2 separate regions of the Homo sapiens genome follow, and region 1 is linked to region 2. A link is a loop called in an ENCODE intact Hi-C map of the cell type or tissue named here. Cell type or tissue: MCF 10A. All regions are shown on one strand. Each heading gives the region's core, and the rest is flanking DNA. Links, peaks and the distances in the headings are about the cores only.

The links. Hi-C counts contacts between places; a loop is a spot of excess contacts. Peaks named below come from ENCODE experiments on the same cell type or tissue, not always from the same donor. Only the 100,000 strongest peaks of a DNase experiment are listed, where the experiment ranks them.
Region 1: it touches region 2 in a loop (22-fold over the local background); 14 of 110 quality-filtered maps call a loop at or near these places.

What each region holds. Positions count from the first base shown.
Region 1 is chr1:161,176,383-161,185,233 of GRCh38, forward strand. It overlaps B4GALT3 (beta-1,4-galactosyltransferase 3), which reads right to left and starts at 1,125. Exons shown (of 8, transcript NM_003779.4): 1 at 1,041-1,125; 2 at 52-197. ADAMTS4 (ADAM metallopeptidase with thrombospondin type 1 motif 4) reads right to left here. Exons shown (of 9, transcript NM_005099.6): 9 at 7,920-8,851. It also overlaps a transcript of PPOX not described here. RefSeq lists silencers at 785-834, 1,045-1,214 and enhancers at 813-1,312, 2,451-2,952, 5,983-6,042, 8,367-8,566. In MCF 10A, for the core only: CTCF peaks have their summits at 4,442 (motif pointing right) and 4,644; DNase peaks (open chromatin) are centred at 1,149, 4,449 and 6,069.
Region 2 is chr1:161,286,894-161,295,872 of GRCh38, forward strand. LOC107985221 (a long non-coding RNA gene) reads right to left here and starts at 4,439. Exons shown (of 2, transcript XR_001738270.2): 1 at 3,795-4,439; 2 at 1,885-3,523. It overlaps LOC124904442 (a long non-coding RNA gene), which reads left to right and starts at 7,436. Exons shown (of 2, transcript XR_007066692.1): 1 at 7,436-8,979. In MCF 10A, for the core only: a CTCF peak has its summit at 4,821 (motif pointing left); a DNase peak (open chromatin) is centred at 4,818.

The DNA of each region.
Region 1 (8,851 bases), core at 1-8,000, 110 kb before region 2:
GTCTCTAGAGAACCCCCTCTTCCAATTTTAGAAGGGAAGAGATAGACTCACCTAGGTTCAAGCTGTCTTCTTAGGGATCATGGGGGCTCCAGGGGGTCCCGGGGGGACAGAGATGTGAGGCATTATCTAAAATTGGAAATGTCACAGAGGGCAGAGAAAGGCTCCATCCAGCACTCCAGCAGCGAATCTGGGACCAGCTGGAACAGAAGTGGTAAAGGATAACTAGCTACCTGCACCGCCAGAGATCAGGATCAGGGTGAAGCTGGTTTCCCAGCAGGCGAAGTGAAGGAAAGTGGTTGGAAAGGAAGAGGAGGAGCAGGAGATGGTAGGTCCCTCGCCTATCTCCCGTGCTACCCTGGAATGATAAGTGTCAGGTTCATACTTAACCACCCCCGTACCCCCACCCCAACAGGACAGATTGGGGAGTGGGGACAGGACAGCTAATGGAAACATTGTTTTCCCCCAGACCAAGAACCAGTTGAAGTGGCGACAGAGTCATGACAGGACCGTGGAGTGGCCTAAGGAGTACCCAGGGCGAAGTAGGAAACAGGCTCCTTCTATTCTTCATGTGCCTGGGTGCCAACTCCTCAGGTGCAGGGACCGTGACCACCTGGGGGCTGTAAGCGAACAGCCCCGGAGCTCGGCGGAGAGTAGGGTGGGGGTGGCGTCCTCTACCTTTTCTACCTTTCCCCTCTTCTAGCGGGGGTGGGGAGGAGGGTTACTGCTGAAGAGAAAGGGAGAGGGAGAGCAGGGGCAGAGACAGTCAGGGGTGGCTGGAAGGGCTCACCTAGAGGGGCGTGGTCCGCGCTGTGGAGGGGGTTAAAACCCAGCTCTTTCGGAGCACGCCCATCCTATCCCAGTCTCTTGCTTTTGCCCTACCTACTAGCAACGTGAGCCCGCCCGGCCCCCGTCCATACTTCCACCTAGGACCCCGTCCCTGCTCAGGCTCGTCTCCAGGCGTTACCCAAAACTTCTCACTCTCTCGAATGCCCAAACCTTTATCCCAGGCCTCCGTGTCGACGCATTCCCAGCGCACATACCTGGTCTTTTGCTGCCTGTCGTCACCGCCACCCCAACAGCCGGGCAGGCATCGCTGCCGCCATCTTGGAAGCGGGCGCTGCGGGGGCGGGGTCTCGCGTCATGGGGCGGGGCCTCGGGGCGGAGCCACCCGGGCTGACTAGGCACCCGGTCCCAGACACCGCGTGGCCGGGGGCTTGTGAGGGAGCAGCGCCTGAGCCTGCCCACCTGGAACGCGTTGTAGGCGACCCCCTGGGGAGCGGGTGCTAGGGTTCAACTCCACTACGCAGACTGCTAGTGGGATTTCATTTCCTGCCCCTCAGATTTGTAAAAGCAGAAGCTCAAGCCCTTCATTTTCCTCTGGGCCGAGACTGATCAGGAGGCTAGTGAGCCGGTTTCTGGTGCTCCGCTGACCTCGTTATCACCTTGTGGTTGGCTGAGCCCTCTCCCAGTGTGTCAGTGGCACCCCCTGCAGCCTAGTGCCACTTAGTATCAATTGTTCCTTACGCAGGCTACAGCGTTGCGGACCGCTCTAGCGCATTTTTGTATTCCCGTTGTATCCCGCAGGCCTGGAAATAAAAAGCGATTAGTTAATAAAACAATGAAACATTGAAGGTGGAGGGAAAGACAGCGTCTTCTTTAAAGTCAAATGATGTTTCCCCAGATATTAGAGTAAAATGGATGCTCCGTTAACATGCAATATGTTTACCTTACGACAAACACTACCGCCTAGCATATTGTGTTCCTTAGAAGCAGATATTCACGCTGAAGAAGCAATCAGAGACTTGAATAACTCACAGAATCTGCCCCAAAAAGCCCATGGTCTTGTGTATCTTGTATGGAGGGAGGGATGTAAACAATATAACGTGATAAATATGCTGGCCTAGAAGTGGCAACTCATTCATACGTGGAGATTCTAGAAAGGCTTCCCAGAAGTGATGGCTAATGGGAAACCTGAAGGACTTGTCTATAGCATATCCTTCTGCTTTAAAGATTCTGTTTTCATGGGAGTTATTTTACAATTCATGTAGGTAACTGATCTGTATGCAAATTCTATCCTGTCTGGTAGAGGTTCAATTAACCTGCTGTTCCCCACACTGTGGGGAAAAAAAGCAGTTTTGGCGTCCATTTTCATATTCATTTCTGTTTTCCTGATCCATAAATATGTCCGTTCTCTAGATTTTCTCTTGTATTAATTATAACATCTGCTAGTTTCTTCATGAGTTAGGTAAAATAAACACGTGTTCATTCTTTTCTTAATTTCTTTTTTCTTTACTTTTTTTTTTTTTTTTTGAGAGGGAGTCTCCCTCCTGTTGCCCAGGCTGGAGTGCAATGGCGCTATCTCGGCTCACCGCGACCTCTGCCTCAGCCTTCCTCAGTAGCTGGGATTACAGGCATGCGCCACCACACCCGGCTAATTTTGTATGTTTAGTAGAGACAGGGTTTCTCTGTGTTGGTCAGGCTGGTCTGGAACTCCCGACCTCAGGTGATCCACCCGCCTCGGCCTCCCAAAGTGCTGGGATTACAGGTGTGAGCCACCACGCCCGGCCTTTTTGTTTACTTTTTTTTTTTTAATTTAAAAATTTGTGACAGGGTCTCACTCTGTCACCCAGGCTGGAGTGCAGTGGCAAGATCACAGCTCACTGCAGCCTCAACCTCCTAGGCTCAAGGGATCCTCCCACCTCAGACCCGTGAGTAGCTGAGTAGCTGGGACAACAGCACATCCAGCTAATTGTATTTTTTGAAGACACAGAGTTTTACCATGTTGTCCAGGTTGGTCTCCAACTCCTGGGCTCAAACTATCTGCCCACCTTGGCTTCCCAAAGCGCTGGGATTACAGGCGTCAGCCACAGCATCAGGCCTCTTAATTTTATTTCTCTTTTTCCTTCCTTCCTTCCTTCCTTCCTTCCTTCCTTCCTTCCTTCCTTCCTTCCTTCCCTTCTTCCTCCCTCCCTCCCTTCGTCCCTTCCCTTCCCTTCCTTCTTTTTTTTCCTTTCCTTTCCTTTTTTTTTTTCCCAAATACCCAGTCTTCAAGGAGAATTTTTTTTTTTTTGAGTCGGAGTCTTGCTTTGTCACCCAAGCTAGAGTGCAGTGGTGCGATCTGAGCTCACTGCAACCTCCGCCTCCCGGATTCAAGCGATTCTCCTGCCTCAGCCTACCGAGTAGTTGGGATTACAGGCTCCCGCCACCAAACCCGGCTAATTTTTGTATTTTAGTGGAGACGGGATTTCACCATCTTGGCCAGGCTGGTCTTGAACTCCTGACCTCATGATCCACCTACCTTAGCCTCCCAAAGTGCTGGGATTATAGGCATGAGCCACTGCACCCGGCCTATGTGTTCATTTTTATGTTGGTATTGACAAAGACCATCTCCTTAACCAGACTTTCAACAGGCTCCTCTAAGGCCTCTTTTTGGCTAGGTCTTGTCCTTATGCGCTGTCTTGGGCCTGCCTAGCCAGTTATAGCAAGAATCCTGCCAAGTCAGTTTAGGGATAATTCCCTGCCCGCTTCTCCACCCTTGATAGCTGATCTATCTGATCACCCTCACCTGCCTTCAGGAAAGATCCTGTTAGGTCAGTTTAGCAAGAATCCTCCTAGCCTTAATGTAATTTTCCTTCCATCCACTGACTCTGATTCTGCTCATTGACTATTGCAATAGTCTTCCTTACTGTTTTAACAAGTGTCAGAATAATTTTTTCTTCAACAGTTTAAGGGTCATAATTTTACCTTCTTCTGAAAATTACCTTTTTTTTTTTTTTTTGAGACAGAGTTTTGCTCTTGTTGCCCAGGCTGGAGTGCAATGGCACCATCTTGGCTCACCGCAACCTCCGCCTCCTGGGTTCAGCCAATTCTCCTGCCTCAGCCTCCCGAGTAGCTGGGATTACAGGCATGCGCCACCACACCCAGCTAGAAAATTAACTTTTAACAGATGAATAGTGTTCCAAGCAGAGGAAACCATAAGTGCAAAATTCTGGAAATGAGGAAGAAATTAGGGAGTTTGGGAAATTAAAACTGGGCCCGCAAGGCTGGACAGTAGAGTGAAGGGAATGTTGAGATATGAGACTGGAGAGGTAAGCAAATGCCAAATAATGAAGGACTCCACAAACCATGCTAAAAGAGTTTGGGTCTTATCCAGAGGGCAAGAAGAAGGCATTAAAGTGCTGTAAATAGAGAGTGCTATGATCAGAACTTTAGGAAATGTGGAGCACTAATTGAAGTAGTCAAGACCAGAGGCAGGGAGACTATTTAGAAAGTTACTGCAGAAATCCAGGAATAAGATGAAGCTCATGCAGAATAGGTAATACCCGTGGGACTGGAGGGAAGAAAGTAACTTTGGGAACTTTCAGGAGGCAAACAGGACTTGAAGATTGACTGGATGTGCCAAGTTAGGGAATTGGACTCCAAGAGGACACCCAGATTTCTAATTTGGACCACTGGGTGGTGCCATTTAATGAGAAACAAAACTTAGGAAGAAGCACATTTTGGGGAAGGGGTAGAGATGACAAACTTTAGACATAATGAGTTTGAGGTGCCTGTGAAGGCTCAAAATGAGATAATGCTGGGTTTAAATACAATACCAACTTTGAAACCCATTGGCTGTGTACTGAGCAATACACTCTGGATTTCATCTGTAAAATGAACTCTAGCCTTAAGGGGTTTTGTGATCATTAGAACTATGGAAAACTTTTGAGCACAAATAGAAGCCAAGACAAAGCCTTGATTTTTTTTATTATAATTTTTTTTTTTTGAAGAGACAGTCTCACTATGTTGCCCAGGCTGGTCTCAAACTCCTGGGTTGAAGTGATCCTCCCGCTATGGCCTCCCAAACTTGATTTTTTGTTTGTTTTACTTTTATTATTTTTTATTATTATTTTTAGCTTCTGATATAGTATAACTCAAAAAGCCTTGATTTTTTAAGAATATCACTGTGTAGTGGAAAAGACAGACTTAAACAGATCATTGAAATGTGGTTCTTGGCCTGGCATCATGGCTCACGCCTGTAATCCCAACACTTTGGGAGGCCCAGTTAGGTGGATCAGTTGAGTTCAGGAGTTTAAGATCAGCCTGGGCAATATGGCAAAATTCCCTTCCAAGAAAAATACAAAAATTAGCTGGGCATGGTGGCTCACAGCTGTAGTTCCAGCTACTCACAGGGCTGAGGTGGGAGGATCACTTGAACCCAGGAGTTCAAGGCTGCAGTGAGCTGATTGCACCACTGCACTACTCCAGCCTGAGTGATAGAGCCAGATTCTGTCTCAAAGAAGAAAGAAAGAGAGAAAGAGAGAAAATGTGGTTCTCCCAGAGGACCCTTCCTTTGAGCCTCTGTTCCTCCATCGCGTTCTGTCTTACAGGACTGACCCTCACTTTCTTTTTTTTTTTTGGGATGGAGTTTCTCTCTTGTTGCCCAGGCTGGAGTGCAACAGCATGATCTGCAGCTCACCGCAACCTCCGCCTCCTGGGTTCAAGTAACTCTCCTGCCTCAGCCTCCCAAGTAGCTGGGATTACAGGCATGTGCTACCACGCCCGGCTAATTTTGTATTTTTAGTAGAGACGGGGTTTCTCCATGTTGGTCAGGGTGGTCTCAAACTGCTAACCTCAGGTGATCTGCCCACCTCGGCCTCCCAAAGTGGTGGGATTACAGGCTTGAGCCACCGCGCCCAGCCTTCACTTTCTGTCTCCTTCTGTATCTAACCATCTTCTTTTTTAGAGTCAGAGACTCACTCTGTCACCCAGGCTGGAGTGCAATGGCATGATTATAGCCCACTGCAGCCTTGAACTCCTGGGTTAAGGTGATCCTCCTGCCTCAACCTCTCAAGTAGCTAGGACTACAGGTGTGTACCTAGCTAATTTAGTTTTTTGTGGAGACGGAGTCTCACTCTGTTGCCCAGGCTGGTCTTGAATTCCTGGCCTCAAGTGAGCCTCCTGTGAGCCACCACAAAGGCCTATCTACTATCTTCTGGCCATTCCTTTACATTAATTTGTAAGCTCCCTGTTTTCAAGAACCTTCCCTTCTGCTCTGTCTCACCCTGGCCACACCCTGGACTTAGTCATCACCTAGAACTGTTATGTTTCTGAAAACTTAAATTTTAACATGCTGGTTTCCACCACAACATCCTGTCTTTCAATATTCTGAATAAATCCTGGGGCCCACACTGGCCCAGTCATGGCACATAACACAATAGAAGAAACCCAGTTTAGTAATCAAAAACTAATTTAAATCTCTACTTAATTTCTCAAGGAAATATCAGAGACAGGGGAAAGGGGCAGTGGATTAGGAGCACATTTTAATGGACAGCCCAATGTCTTTAAAATCCTCTGTCTCGGCCGAGCGCAGAGACTCATGCCTGTAATCCCAGCGCTTTGGGAGGCCGAGGCAGGTGGATCACCTGAGGTCAGGAGTTCGAGACCAGCCTGACCAACATGGTGAAACCCTGTCTCTACTAAAAATACAAAAATTAGCCGGGTGTGGCAGCACACGCTTGTAATTCCAGCTACTCGGGAGGCTGAGACAAGAGAATTGCTTAAACCTGGGAGGTGGAGATGGCGCCACTGCACTCCAGCCTGGAAAACAGAGGGAGACTCTGTTGCAAAAAAAAAAAATATTCCTCTCCCTCTTCCATTCAACATTTTCTACTTGGATGTTATTTCTTCCCAAAACTATCCCTTCCAACTCCCCTCAGCCTACACTGTTGTTCCAGATCTCTCTCCCACTCAGCTCTTTCTCTTACCATATTATCCTCCAGTTTCTGGTTTTCTGGTCTGTTCTCTTTACCTCTTTACCTCACTTTGGTTTTGTATAACATAGAAGAACCTGAACCTGACCTAGCAAACAGAAATCATGCCCCCCTGACACCCTCCCACCATCCATGGGTTCCCTGCAGTCTTACAGCTTTCTTTTTTTTTTTTGGAAACAAGTTCTCATTCTGTCACCCAGGCTGGAGTGCAGTGGCACAATCACAGCTCACTGCAGCCTCCACCTCCTGAGTTTAAGTGATCCTCCCACCTCAGCCCCCACCCCATTCCCTGAGTAGCTAGGACTACAGGCGTGCACAAGCACACCTGGCTAATTTTTTTTTTTTTTTTTTTTTTTTTTTTTTTTTTGAGATGGAGTCTTGCTCTGATGCCCAGGCTAGAGTGCAGTGGCATGATCTTGGCTCACTGCCACCTTTGTCTCCCAGGTTCAAGCAATTCTTCTGCCTCAGCCTCCCAAGTAGCTGGGATTACAGGTGCCCACCACCGTGCTGGCTAAATTTTGTATTTTTAGTAGCTATGGGGTTTCATCTTCTATCTACTAGGCTGGTCTCGAACTCCTGGTCTGGTCTCGAACCAGAGACCAGATTCTCAAACCAGGCTGATCTTGAACTCTGACCTCATGATCCACCTGCCTTGGCCTCCCAAAGTGCTGGGATTACAGGCATGAGCCACTGCACCCTGCCTTTTTTTGTATTTTTTGTAGAGACCAGGTTTCATCATGTCCCCCAGGCTGGTCTTGAACTTCTGGCCTCAAGTGATCCTCCCACCTTGGCCTCCCAAAGTGCTGGGACTACAGGTATGGGTCACTGTGCCCAGCCTTACTGCTCACTTCTAGAAGGAGAGACAGGCACCTCCTCCAGAAACACTTCTGTGGCCTCATATTCTGTGCTAGGTGCCCCTCCTTGATCATGGCACCTATCACAGAAGTCTGAAATTTTTGTCCTACTTGACTGTCTCAGCCACCAGATTGTGAACTCTGAGGATTAGGACCATGTCTTTCCTTTTATCATCCCTTCAATGTAAGCCAGAACTTTTTGCACAAATTTACAAAATGGCCCTTAGATCTGACCTAGACAGTTCCTTGATATAACTGTTTTCTCACGTGAATGCAGGGGTTAGAAGTCAGGGAGCAGACAAAGGAAGAGATATAAGGAAAGGAGAACTGGCCTTTATTGACCACTTACTAAAAGCCAGACACAGTGCCAAACATTTACATCATCATATTCTTAAGTCTGGACCTCTCTATAAGGCAGGTAATAGTACAAACGTTTTGTAGGTAAGGAAACTGAGGTTTACAGAGATCAAGTAATTAAGGTTGCATCATTACAGGTAAGTAAGTAGCAAGGCTTAGATTCAATTTGACTCCAAAAATCCATGTCCTTTCCACATGCTGTGGAATGTTTACAATGTTTACAACCCATTGGCTTATTTATTGAACAAATAAATGGGATAAACAGTCAATTCTCAATGCACGATTAGGTCAATTAATATCTTTTACTCTTCAGATCCATTTTCAGGTGAAAATTCTTACATTTTCCGCTCCCTACTACTTATTTGCATCTATATTATCAACAGAATGTGTTGGCCAGGCACCCTGGCTCACACCTGTAATCCCAGCACTTTGGGAGGCCGAGGCAGGCAGATCACTTGAGCCCGGGAGTTCAAGACCAGCCTGGGCAACATGGAAAACCCCGTCTCTATACTAAAAATACAAAAAATTAGCTGGGCATGGTGGTGCATACCTGTAATCCCAGCTACTTGGCAGGCTGAGGCAGGAGAATCACTTGAACCTGGGAGGTGGAGGTTGCAGTGAGCCGAGATCACGCCATTGCACTCTAGCCTGGGTGACAGAATGAGAATCTGTCTTAAGAAAAAAAAGAAGAAAAAGAAAGGCAGGGGGGGAGGGGGGAGGGATAGCATTAGGAGATATACCTAATGCTAAATGATGAGTTAATGGGTGCAGCACACCAGCATGGCACATGTATACATATGTAACTAACCTGCACATTGTGCACATGTACCCTAAAACTTAAAGTATAATAATAATAAAATAAATTTTAAAAAAAAGAGAGAATGTGCT
Region 2 (8,979 bases), core at 539-8,538:
CTGGGTGACAAGAGTGAAACTCTGTTTCAAAAAATATATATATATGTATATATATATGTATGTATATGTCAGCTGGAGGCCAAGTGCGGTGGCTCATGCCTGTAATCCCAGCCCTTTGGGAGGCCAAGATGGGTGGATCACCTGAGGTTGGGAGTTCAAGAACAGCCTGACCAACATAGAGAAACCTCATCTCTACTAAAAATACAAAATTAGCCTGGCGTGGTGGCACATCTTTTTAATCCCAGCTACTTGGGAGGCTGAGCAGAAGAATCACTTGAACCCAGGAGGCAGAGGTTGTGGAGCTGAGATCATGCCATTGCACTCCAGCCTTGGCAACCAGAGTGAAACTCCATCTCAAAAAAAAAAAAAGTCAGCTGGGCACGATGGTGCATGCCTATAATGCCAGCTACTTGGGAGGCTGAGGCAGGAGGATCGTTTGAGCCCAGGAGTTCAAGGCTGCCATGAGCTATGATCACACCACTGCACTCCAGCCTGGGTGACAGAGGGAGACCCTGTCTCTGAAAAAAAAACGTGTATGTGTGTGTAAACCATGTGGCAGCTATGAATGGGAAACAAGGAACAATATCCCTAGAAGGTAACCTATAGCTCAAAGTTTACTCATGCGTAGCAAGCCCGTTGCCATAGGATATGAGGAGAATTGACCAGTAATTCATTGGAAGGTCCTATGTTAAAGGAATTCCCCCCTTCTTCTGATGCCAGGGAAAAGGAGGAAATTTTACTGTTACTTTTGGAATCTGTTCTGAGTACAGTATGGTAATGATGGTGAACTTTGGTCCCAGCCTCATAGGCAAATAAAAGGATAACCTCATTGCCACACCTGCTGTGTGTCCAGTGTGTCTGATAAAGCTGGAGTATTCCCCCTTCCCTTGTTCCATGGACATAAGATGAGAATTGATGGGTGCTGTACCTGGTCTGCCCCTGTGGGTACTAGGGTAAGGCAGGGGCTTCCTCTTTTTGGTGAAGTGAACTTTTGTGGCTGGTGCTAAGGCAATGCTGGAGTCCTTTGCCACCAGCTCCTCTCTTGCAGACTCTGCTGCTTGGGGGTATCTGTTTATTTGTTTTTTGCCACACTGATCTGGAGCACAGTGCTGAAATGATTTTTCCCTTTACCATCTCTCGCTTTAAAAATGTTATGCTTGTTCTCATGCTCATACTCATATTTTTAATAAAGGGCATGGTAGCAAAAACATAGTCATTGCTTTGGGAAAGAGCTCTAACCAGAAAGAGAGACTTGGGCATCTTTTGCTGAACAAATGGTAGTTCTCAATGAAGGTTCTGAACACTGTTTTCTCTCTGCCATGCTACTTATTCCTATCATGGGCACTCAAACTGAGCCTCTTTTCTCTAGCATGCCTATAATTCCTCCTTGGGGCCCTGGGCTGAGGCTGGGATCTTGGGGCTCTAGAACCTTGCTTCACTTCCCTGTCCCTCTAGTACCTACTACTGAAGAACTAATCCTCAAATACTAATCACTGAGGAATTATTCTTGAGTGCTTTCTTTTGTGGAGCAAAAACTGAGTATTTGGGGAATGGGTGAATGCCTTTATAAATGGCTTAGCAGAAAATACAAGCATAAGAAACAGTCAAGGAAGAAAGTTAAAAAGAAGAAACTCATTTTTCTTATATTCAGCACTTCCGACACCAAATGTTTGAGTTTTCTCCTCCCATTAGGCAATTCTCCAACTGTGGACAGCAACTGGGTGTCCTGCAATCCAATTATGACACTACCAAGACTTCACACTAGTTGCAAGTCTCAGATTGTGACCTATACTTCTGGCAAACTGGTTGTACATCAGGGGTTCCCATGACCATGCCTCAGGTTCAGTAATTTTCTAGAATGGTTCATAGAACTCAGAAAACTGCTTTACTTACTGTTACTGATTTATTAGAAAGGATACAACTCAGGAACAAACAAATGCAAGAGATGCATAAAGCAAAGTATGGGGATAAGAGGTGCATGGGGCGTCCATGCCCTCTCTGGTGTGCCAACCTCTCAGCACCTCCATGTGTTCACCAACCTGAAAGCTCTCCGAATCTCAAGCCCCATTGTTTAGGGTTCTCATGGAGGCGTTATTATGTAGGCATGGTTGACTGAATCATTGACCATTGTTGATTGAGTCAGTCCCCTCTGCCTTTCCTGAAGGCCTGGTGGGGGTTGGGGGGGTGGGGGGCGGGCGCTGAAATTTCCAAACCTCTAATCACAAGGTTGGTTTCTCTGGCAACCAGGCTTTCATCCTCAGAGAGTTGGCTCATTAACATAAACACAGATAAGGTTGAAAGGGGCTTATTAAGCCGGGTGCGGTGGCTCACGCCTGTAATCCCAGCATTTTGGGAGGCCAAGGCAGGCTGATCACCTGAGGTTGGGAGTTCGAGACCAGCCTGACCAACACGGAGAAACCCCATCTCTACTAAAAATACAAAATTAGCCAGGCATGGTGGCGCATACCTGTAATCCCAGCTACTCGGGAGGCTGGGGCAGGAGAATTGCTTGAACCTGGGAGGTGGAGGTTGCGGTGAGCTGAGATAGCGCCATTGGACTCCAGCCTGGGCAACAAGAGTGAAACTCCATCTCAAAAAAAAAAAAAAAAGAAGAAGAAGAAAGGGGCTTATTACAAATAATAAAGATGCTCCCCTCCTAACACTCAGGATATTCTTTAATTTTTTTTAACTAAAAAATTTGTTTCTAGAGATAAGGTCTCACTATGTTACCCAGTCTTCAGTACAGTGGCTATTCACAGGTGCAATCCTCCCACCTCAGCCTCCTGAGAAACTGGGACTACAGGCATGTACCACTGCACCTGGCTCACTTAGGAAATTCTAAGGGTTTTAGGAGCTGTGTGCTGGAACCCACTGTGCCAAAACTGAAGGAGGAAAACCAAATATATATTTCTTATTATATCACAATATCACATCCATATCGCTGATATCTGTTTTGGTATTTTTTTCAACTGCGTAGGGGTGGCAGAGCTGGGATAATAGTCCCATCTATACGTGGGAGAGGTCTGGCAATCCAAGCAGGGGATATAGTTGTAATTATGTTCCTGAAGTCCAAATATGTACATCTTGGTGAAGTTTCAGGCAGCTAAAGGTAGAAGGATTCTGCTCCCTGGATGATCCTGCAATTCTAATTTCAGAGACTTAGTGTTGCTGCTGGGTAGGACCCTTGATGTCCCCTTGATCTTGCCCCAATCTAGAGTCAGCTCTTTCCACTTTCATCTCTTCCATCTCCTCCTCTTGCAACTAATCCCTGCCCTAATGTCCTTTTTGGGAGCTGCCCTCGGTGCCCACCTCTTTGCCATTCCCTCCACCCTCTTTCCCTTGCTGAGTTTCCCTTATTTTTGGAACTGTTTGCAGTGGGAGTGGCTTCTGGCAGCTTCCTTGTCCCTGCTGTGCTCGGTCCCTGAAAACTTGCCCTCACAGGAATCACTCTCCAGTGAGCTGCTGTCTTCCTTCATCATCTTCTCTGCAAATGTAGCTCCTCTGCTGTCTGTGCCTCTGAAAACTGAGGGTGGGGGTCAGGAGGTTTGCTTTTTTTTTTTTTTTTGAGACAGAGTCTGGCTCTGTCGCCCAGGCTGGAGTGCAGTGGTGTGATCTCAGCTCACTGCAAGCTCCGCCTCCCGGGTTCAAGCGATTCTCCTGCCTCAGCCTCCCAAGCAGCTGGGACTACAGGCACCCGCCACCAGGCCTGGCTAATATTTTGCATTTTTGTTGAGATGGGGTTTCACCGTGTTAGCCAGGATGGTCTCAATCTCCTGACCTCATGATCCGCCCACCTCGGCCTTCCAAAGTGCTGGGATTACAGGCATGAGCCACCGCGCCTGGCCTGAGGTTTGCTTTTTGTGTAAGATGGTGCCTTTCCTTCTGGTTGTTTAGGTGGCAGCTTTGACTCCAGATCTACAAAGGCAGAGATTCACAGTCCACAGATAATTAGAAAGTCAGCCTGTTCACTAGGGTGCAGGAAGAGCTTCCTCATTCCTTTGTTGGCTCTTTCTCTCCTGCAGTCATCGGGTTAGGGTGAACCCTTCCTCTCAGCATCATGCTTCAATCATCATCATCATCATCATCATCATCATGGTCATCATCATCATAGGCTTTCCTTACTCACCAATCCACATGAAGCAAAGGGAGCCACCCCCACTAGATCACTTGAGAGTATCCTTACCTGCACATAACTCTTTGTTGGCTCAGGTTACATGAGACTTAGGATCTTCAGTGATGCTCACCCCCAAGTTGGGGTGATTCCTCAGCCTTATGCTACCTACAGAATATGAATGGTGATGATAATAGTAATATCTAAGATTTGTAAGTAGTTGTGTGTCAGATCCCATTCTAAGCACGTTTACATATATTAACTCATTTAATTCTTGCTGCTTTATGACATAGATACTATTATTATCCCCATTTTATAAATGAAGAAACTGAGGCACATAAATATTAAATAACCTGCCCAAAACAAATAAATGTTTGAGCTAGGACCAGAACTCAGGCAGTCTGGCTCCAGAATCTGAGCCCTTTGTATTACCCTGATAAGGGGCTAGATAAGTGAAGGGCAATAGATTGGTTGTCAAGAATGTTGTCCAGCCTAGCTTATAGGGCAGAGCTTCCCTTAGCTGAGCTCAGGCATATCCACTTGGTCCCTCATAACCTAGACAGGTAAAATCTGTACCTTCTCTGGTCCCTCATCCTTCCAGGGAAGAACCAGTGAGTAGGTGTGGATATCCTGAAGCTAAGCTAAACTCTCCTCTTAACTCATGGGAAGGCCCTAGGCCTCATTTATTCTTCTAAATCAGTTCTCAACAACAGGGTGCACTGCCCTCTAGGGGATGTTTTGGGTATCTGTGGGGGGATTTTTTTTAGTTGTCACTGTGTGTGTGTGTGTGTGTGTGTGTGTGTGTGTGTGTGTGTGTGTGTGTTGGGGTGGGGGGTGAGGTGGTGATGGTGGTGGTGAAGGTTCCTGGTATTTAGGAGCCAAGGATGCTAGACAATACTGCAATGACCATTGTGTGTGTGTGTGTGTGTGTGTGTGTGTGTGTGTGTGTGTATTGGGGTGGGGGGTGGGGTGGTGATGGTGGTGGTGAAGGATCCTGGTATTTAGGAGCCAAGGATCCTAGACAATACTGCAATGACCAGGACAGTGCTGCACAAAAAAGAATTGTCCCACATCTCACATGACTTTTAAAAGCCCCATTGGAGGCCAGGCGCCATGGCTCACACCTGTAATCCCAGCACTTTGGTAGGCCGAGGCGGGCGGATCACCTGAGGTCAGGAGGTCGAGACCAGCCTGGCCAGCATAGTGAAACCCCATTTCTACTAAAAATACAAAAATTAGCTGGGCATGGTGGTGGGAGCATGTAATTCCAGCTACTCGGGAGGCTGAGGCAGGAGAATTGCTTGAACCTGGGAGGCGGAGGCTGCAGTGAGCTGAGATCGTGCCACTGCACTCCGGCCTGGGCGACAGAGCAAGACTTTGTCTTTAAAAAAATAAATAAATAAAAATCCAAAAATTAGTTGTCCATGCTTGCGTGCACCTGTAGTCCCAGATACTCGGGACGCTGACGCAGGAGAATCGCTTGAACCAGGGAGGCGGAGGTTGTAGTGAGCTGGGATCGCACCACTGCACTCCAGCCTGGGTGACAGAATGAGACTCCATCTAAAAAAAAAAAAGTCCCATTGGATATTAATTTAGGTAAATAAAGCCTGTTATAACCAGAAGGAGCCTGGAACACAACTCCATTTTACATATAAATGCAAAGTATTTTTGTCATTGTTTTAGACCCTGAATTTCCAAGAAATACAAGTAATGTGTAGATTGAAGGGACATCATAATTTTTGTTCAGAACTTTACCAAGAGTTGTTTGCCATTTCAGGAATCCATGTCATAAGACAATGCTATCTGTGGTATTTGAGTCTCTAATACCTACCTATCAGTTTGCATGTATTACTGTTGCATTCACAGCAGTTTTTTTTTGTTTGTTTTTGAGACTGTCTTGCTCTGCCTCCCAGGCTGGAGTGCAGTGGCAGCATCTCGGCTCACTACAGCCTCCATCTCCTGGGCTCAATTGATCCTCCCGCCTCAGCCTCACAAGTAGCTGGGACTACAGGCATGTGCCACCACACCCAGCTAGTTTTTGTATGTTTTGTAGAGAAGGGGGTATCGCCACATTGCCCAGGCTGGTCTTGAACTCCTGGGCTCAAGTGATCCGCCTAATAAAAATTAGCCGGGCATGGTGGTGCTTGCCTGTAGTCCCAGCTACTCGTGAGGCTGTGGCAGAAGGATCGCTAGAGCCCAGGAGACCAAGGTTGCAGTGAGCCAAGATCGTGCCACTGCACTCCAGCCTAGGCAACAGAGTAAAACCATGCCTCAAATCAATCAATCAATCAATCAATCAATCAGTCAATCAATCTGACTTAAAATTAGCCGGGCATGGTGGCGGGCGCCTGTAGTCCCAGCTACTCGGAGAGGCTGAGGCAGGAGAATGGCGTGAGCCCGGGAGGCGGAGCTTGCAGTGAGCCGAGATCGCGCCACTGCACTCCAGCCTGGGTGACAGAGCGAGACTCCGTCCCAAAAGAAAAAAAAAAAATCCTACATGACTCCAAAGCCACTTTTGAAGGAAAGAAGGTATTACTGAAGATGATTCTGAATCAGGTCTATTTATGGTAAATAAATTTTTTTCTTTAACACCATAATTTGACATTCAACATTTCCCTTGATTCTCTAACAGTTATATATTATTACTCCTATTTTATAGATTAAGAAGGATTCATAGAGAGAGACTAAATAATTTCCTTAAAACTTTAGGCCTTTCTGACTTCATAACTCATATTTTATTTTAAACCCCTAATACTCCTCTGATGGTCTCCTGCATTCAGAAATAAGTTGCGTAGCTGGGTGTGGTGGTTTATGCCTGTAATCTCAGCACTTTGGGAGGCCGTGGCTGGAAGATTGCACAAGGCCGTGAGTTTGAAACCAGCCTGGACAACATAGTGAGACCCTGTCTATACAAAAAATTAAAAATAAAAAATAATTTTAAAAAGGAAGAAATTAGGCTGGGCATGGTGGCTCATGTGTCCAATCCTAGCACTTTGGGAGGCCAAGGCTGGCAGATCACCTGAGGCCAGGAGACCAGTCTGACCTATATGGTGAAACCCTGTCTCCACTAAAAATACAAGAAAATTAGCCAGGCATGGTGGTGCACAACTGTAGTCCCAGCTACTCAGAAGGCTAAGAATCTCTTGAATCTGGGAGGTGGAGGTTGCAGTGAGCCGAGATGGGGTTTCTCCATGTTGGCCAGGCTGGTCTCAACCTCCTGACCTCAGGTGATCCGCCCGCCTTGGCCTCCTAAAGTGCTGGGATTACAAGTGTGAGCCACCGTGCCCAGCTGCAGCATTTTTTTTTTTCTGAAACAGGGTCTCACTCTGTTGCCTAGGCTAGAGTGCAGTGGTGAGATCTCAGCTCACTGCAACCTCTGCCTCCCAGGCTCAACTGATCCTCCAACCGCAGCCTCACGAGTAGCTGGGACTACGGGTGTGCAACACCACACCTGGCTAATTTTTGAATTTTTTGTAGAGATGAGGTTTTGCCATGTTGCCCAAGCTAGTCTCAAACTCCTGGGCTCAAGCCATCCACATGCTTTTGCCTCCCAAAGGGCTGGGATTACAGGCATAAGACACTGTGCCCAGCCACAAAGCAGCAATTTATCATTAAATGGAAATGGTTATATGTGATGGTTAATTTTAAGTGTCAACTTGACTGGGCCACAAGGTGCCCAGATACTTGGTTCAACATTATTCTGGGTGTGTCTGTGAGGGTGTTTCTGGATGAGACTAACATTAGAATCAGTAGTCTGAAGCAGATTATCCTCCCCATTATAGGTGAGCCTCATCCAATCTATTGAAGGTGTAAATAGAACAAAAGGCTGAATGAGAGAAAATTCATTCTCTCTGCCTGATGGTATTCAAACTGAGACATTGGTATTCTCCTGCCTTTGGACTTGAATTGGAACTTATGCCATTAACTTGCTGGTAGTCAGGCCTGCAGACTGCAGGTTTTGGAACTTCTCTGCAGATCTTGAGAATTCCCAGCCTCCAAAATCATGTGAGCTAATTTCTTATAATAAACATATATCTATATCTATATTGGTTATATTATAGATGAAGAAGAGATACATGAATGGAACACAGAATGGATACAGACTGTGAAAAAATTAATGTTCCAGGTGACTGTCCACCAAAAGCCTCTTTTCCTGGCACCCCCAGTGCTGCTCAGTTAGCCCTTGGACAAAGTGGCCATTTTGGCAGGCATGGAGCCTATGCATGAGCTCAACAACACAGAGTTTCCCTTACCAAGGCTGATCTAATTAATGCTACCACTGAGTGCCTAATATGTCAAGAGCAGAAACCAACATTGAGGCCCTGATACACACTATTCTCTGAGGGGACCACCTTCCCACTGGATGCTTAATGGCAGGTTAATTACACTGGCCTTCCTCCATCATGGAGGGGGCAGAGGGTTTTTTGTTTCGTTTTGTTTTTGAGGCAGGGTCTTGCTCTGTCACTCAGGTTGGAGTGCAGTGGCACAATCACACAATTACAGCTCACTGCAACCTCTGTCTCCTGGGCTGAAGCAATCCTCCCACCTCAGCCTCCCAAGTAGCTGAGATTACAGGCATGAACCACCACGCCCTGCCAAAAGATACATTCTGAATATGGATTTGCTTTCCTTATACACAATGCGTTTACCAGGACCACCATTTGTGGGCTTACAAAATGCCTTATCCATAGTCATGGCATTCCCCATAGCATTGTGTCTAATCAAGGAACTTATTTCACAGCAAAGGAAGTACAGTAATGAGCTCAATGTTCATGGAATTAAGTGATCTTACCACATTTCTCATCACCTGGAAGCAGATGCCTATTTGAAACATGGACTGACTTACTAAAGACTCACAGCAACACTTG